Linked DNA regions of Homo sapiens: region 1 is linked to region 2. Evidence: read pairs that join two places in POLR2A ChIA-PET (ENCODE). Cell type or tissue: PC-3. All regions are shown on one strand.

What was found. ChIA-PET counts read pairs that join two places held together with the same protein. Peaks named below come from ENCODE experiments on the same cell type or tissue, not always from the same donor. Only the 100,000 strongest peaks of a DNase experiment are listed, where the experiment ranks them.
Region 1: POLR2A ChIA-PET joins it to region 2 with 5 read pairs; 2 of 35 experiments call an interaction of 5 or more read pairs at or near these places.

What each region holds. Positions count from the first base shown.
Region 1 is chr11:24,847,477-24,849,976 of GRCh38, reverse strand. All of the region lies in intron 5 of LUZP2 (leucine zipper protein 2), which reads right to left. Among named protein-coding and RNA genes, the nearest start is that of LUZP2, 350 kb to the right of the region's middle. In PC-3, no CTCF peak of the experiment used is centred here; no DNase peak of the experiment used is centred here.
Region 2 is chr11:24,754,491-24,756,990 of GRCh38, reverse strand. The region is part of intron 4 of LUZP2 (leucine zipper protein 2); the gene reads right to left. Among named protein-coding and RNA genes, the nearest start is that of LUZP2, 260 kb to the right of the region's middle. RefSeq lists an enhancer at 993-1,494. In PC-3, no CTCF peak of the experiment used is centred here; a DNase peak (open chromatin) is centred at 1,360.

The DNA of each region.
Region 1 (2,500 bases), 93 kb before region 2:
AACAACCCCATCAAAAATTGGGTGAAGGATATAAACAGACACTTTTCAAAAGAAGACACTTATGCAGCCAACAAATGTATGAAGAAAAAGCTCAGCATCACTGGTCATTAGAGAAATGCAAATGAAAACCACAATGAGATACCATCTCATGCCAGTTAAAATGGCAGTCATTAAAATGTCAGGAAACAACAAATGCTGGAGAGGATGTGGAGAAATAGGATCGCTTTTATACTGTTGGTGGGAGTGTAAATTAGTTCAAACATTGTGGAAGACAGCATGGTGATTCCTCAAGGATCTAGAACAAGAAATACCATTTTACCCAGCAATCCCAATTATAGGTACATACCCAAAGGATGATAAATCATTCTACTATAAAGAAACATGCACACGTATGTTTATTGCAGCACTGCTCACAATAGCAGACTTGGAACCAACCCAAATGCCCATGAATGATAGACTATGAAGAAAATGTGGCACATATACACCATGGAATACTATGCAGCCATACAAACAATGAGTTCATGTCCTTTTCAGGGACATGGATTAAGCTGGAAACCATCATTCTCAGCAAACTAACACAAGAACAGAAAACCAAACACCACATGTTTTCACTCATAAATGAGAGTTGAACAATGAGGATACGTGGACACAGGGAGGGGAACATCACACACCGGGGCCTGTTGATAGGTAGAGGGCTAGGGGAGGGATAGCATTAGGAGAAATACCTAATGTATTTGACAGGTTGATGGGTGCAGCAAACCACCATGGTAGGTGTATACCTATGTAACAAAGCTGTACGTTCTGCACATATATACCAGAACTTAAAGTATAATAATAAAAAAGATATATCAAATGAGTATCCTGTCACAGAAACTAATTTTTAATAATATTTTTAAATGAAAAAATGCTGAGTAGCAAAAAAAGTGTGGTGAGAATTGGCATCATTTTCTTGTTCATGTTTGTAGAGAGATGGCTTTATACCTTCCCCACTTAGGTTGTGGGTTTTGCTGTGGGTTTGTCATATATGGCCTTAATTATTTTGAGGTATGCTCTTTCTGTGCCTAGTTTTTGAGGTATGCTCCTATGCTCCTATATTAAATGCTTTTTCTGCACTTATTGAGATGATATTATGGTTTTTGTGTTTATTTCTTATAATTGTACTTTTCTGATTTCTCCTTGTCGAGTTTTGTGGTCAATTATGCTAGTCTCATAAAAAGAATTGAAATGTTTCCGCTTTCATTCATTCCCTTTCCATTGTCAGGGCTAAAATGATGGCAAACTCTAACAGGCAACTGTAGGCTATAGGCCAAAGATGGAGCAGTAAGGCTTGATACCAAGAAGGCAGAGGACAAAGATGCAGAGGCTGTGATGGGGCAAAAATGCAGCAAAGCAAAAGAGAAACAGCATAACTAGACTAAGAAGGCAGCAGGGCCAAAGACAAGAAAGGCAGTAGGGCTCAAGGGTAAGTAGCAAACTGGCAGCTAAGAATGTATAGGGGCAACAAGGCAGGAGTGGAAGGGTGGGAGCTGAAGATAATGAGACAAGAGCAGAGGTAATGAGGTGGCTATCCTGCACAGATAACTGGTCAAACATAAGCAAATTGAGCAAACAAATAAATGTAGTGAAGATAAAGGGAGATAAAATTTTTACTGTTAAGGATGGGATCTATAAATGTGAAAAGTGAAATCACTAGAAATATCTCTAAGGAGTTGGATTAGATCTGTAGGTTTCAGTGTGAAAGCGTTATGTTTTAATATAGATAGATAAATGGATAAATAAATGGTATATAACTGTAGCAGTAATAACATATCTATCATATCATATCATATCATATCAATCATATATTAGTCCTGTTTGCTGAGAAGGTCTAGAGCTAATGACACCCAGTAGCAATGAGCACTCTGAAACCCAAGATACTCTCTCCTACTAAAATTACCGACTTCAGACTGAGTCAGATAAAAGTCAAAGTGATCTTAAATGATTCTATGTACCAGAAATTAAGGGAGTATTCTAAATACAATAGCAACAAGAACAAATAAGCCAGCTTAAATGAGTTCCCACTTACCATAACTGAGATAGCGTAAGTTTTGAAATTAATGGTGATAGTAACAAATAAAAATATTTGATTAAATATAAATCCACTAGGTAACATATAAATAAATGAGGAAGGTAAAGCCCATTTTATAATAGTGCCAACTAATCTGTAGACAAAGTGTGATTAAAACAGAAAATCAATATTTGGCAAAAATTGTGGAGGTAGCAGGATCAGACAATATTCATCAACGAATGCTAAGGTTGGTGGACTGGGATATTTGTTTCCCCCCTCCACCCCGTATTTCTCAATTACAAAGATGAATAGTAAGTTTTTAATGGAGAAGGTAGGCACATACCAATATGAACAGGCAACAATGGTAAAGACCATGAGTGTTGAGAAAAATCTACATAATGTGCCTCCAGTAAAGAGCACAGCATTATTTCTGTGTTTTTCTGCCCTAGAAGG
Region 2 (2,500 bases):
CTTTATAATAAACTAGTAAATGTAGATGTTTCCTCGAGTTCTGTAAGGCACTCCAGAAAACTAATCAAAACAAAGCAGGTGGTTATGGGAACCTCAGCTTGAAACTGGTGGGTCAGAAGTTCTATAGGCCATGACTTGAGACTGGTGTCTGAGCAGGGGAAGCAATCTTAGTGACTGAGCCTTCAACCTGTGGGATCTGACACTATCTCCAGCTAAGTAGTGTCAGAATTAAATTGGAGGAGACTCAGCTGGTGTCTGCTACTTCTTAGTAGAACAAATCCCCATACATTTGGTCACAGAAGTCTTCTGTGTTAATTGTTGTGGTATGGGAGCAGAAGAAAAACATGGTTTGACAGTTTTTCCCAAAACAATTTGTGTCAAGGGAATGAGATTTGCTAGCACTGCTTAGGCTCAGGGAAACACAGCTCGGAAAGAGAAATAATAAAAGAGCAGGGGGTGAAGAACCTTTGATTCCTGGGTGGCCACATGGTCCCCCATGGTATAGAGCTGCAGTTATGCTGCATTTGGTTACTCAAGGTAAAAGCTATCAGTGGAATTTAGATATGGATGCACAGGGAAATGCAAACTGTTGATGACAAAAGCCAAACTTCGTAAAATATTTGAAAAGATTTATTTGAAGACAATTGTGAGGACAATCGTTCTTGACACAGTCTCAGGAGATCCTGAGAACATGTGTGTAAGGTGGTTAGGTTACAGCTTGCTTTTATACATTTTAGGAAGACATGTGGAATTAATCAGTGTATCAATACATGTGAGGTACACATTGGTTCGGTCTGAAAATGTAAGATATCTCAAAGGTGGGAGAAGATGTGGCTTTCAGGTCATAGGTAATTGATTAAAACAGTTAAGCTTTGCCTACAGTTGAAGCCAGCAGAAAGAAATGCTTGGGGTTAACATAAGGGGGGTGGTGAAAGCCAAGGTTGTTATTATATAGATGAAGCCGCCACAGAAGCTGACTCTACAGAGAATAGATGGCAAACGTCTCTTATCAGGCCTTAAAATGTGCCAGGCTCGCAGTTAATGTCTTCAGGATTGGAGGGCTTGGAAGGGGAAAGATTGAGTTACATTAATAAAGACTCTTTACAGATAAAAAGAGCCATTTCAAAATATGGTAAGAAAACATATTTTGAGGTAAAATAATTTGATTTCCTTCTTTATTTGTCATGCGATGTTACACTAAAGTCAGGTTGGAATGTTGCTTCTTAATTGCTACAAAGAGTCTGTTTTGTCAGTCTTAAGATCTCAGTTTTAATGTTAATGTTAGTCAGTTGTGTCTAAAATCCAAAAGAAAGAGTGTAATGAGGCATGTCTGTCATCCCCTTCCTGAACTAGTTTTTCAGGTTTCTTTGGAATCCCGTTGGCTGAGAGGGGAGTCCATTCAATCCATCCGGAGGCTTAGAATTTCATTTTTGGTTTATGAAACTAATAAGAGAAAAGCAACATGTTCGAATCCTTGGTTATTTTTATCTATAATAGCTAAAATAGAATTTAAATAGAGTGCTGAGTCAGGCCTTTAGGGGAAACCAAGCTCAGATGTGAGTCTGTCTGAGCTCAGGCCACTAGCCTCAAAGCCACCCGCAAAGGGGAAAATTATGTCAGGAAAACAGAAAGCACTTCTAAGACCTTTGGTCACCAAAAAGGTGGTCAATGTGGGAGAAGGGCAAAAACAAGTAACTACTAAAACTTAGCAGAATGCGAAGTGCGAAGAAATTGTTCACTTTGTACATTGGTATTATCAGCTCTCTGAGGTACCTTTACTAAAATGGATAGTGAAAGTAAATAATTTGCGACTAATGTGTGTGTGTGTTTTTTTTTTCTGTTTTTTAGACAGAGTTTTGCTCTTGTCACCCAGACTGGAGTGCAATGGCATGATCTTGGCTCACTGCAACCTCCACCTCCCAGGTTCAAGTGATTCTTCTGCCTCAGTCTCCCGAGTAGCTGGGATTACAAGCCCCGCCACTATGCCCAGCTAAATTTTGTATTTTTAGTAGAGACGGGGTTTCACCATGTTGGTCGGGCTGGTCTTGAACTCCTGACCTCAGGCGATCCACCCACCTCGCCCCCGCAAAATGCTGGGATTACAGATGTGAGCCACCAAGCCCAGCCAGTGTCTTTGGTTTTAAATGATGCAGAGTAGAAGAACATGTTTGCATTGATGCAGGACCTACAGCTCACTACTGAGTAATTGCAGATGTGTATATATCATAGGAATTTATTCCTGAAGAAATGGCCAGTCTGGTGGGGTGGATAAAAGCCACTGTAAAGTTCTGAAGTGGGACTGTCAGACTCCACCTATAAATGCCAAGTGGAGCACCCCAGATGAAGCAGTTGATATGCTTCATATGCAAGCCAAATGGGATTGCTTTTATGATGTCAGGGACATTCACTGGCTAAATATGCCTGTTACTCAGGTTATGGTAAGTGCTGTGGTTAGGGGAGCCCCATTTTCATGAACACCTCATGTAACCCTGTTGATACA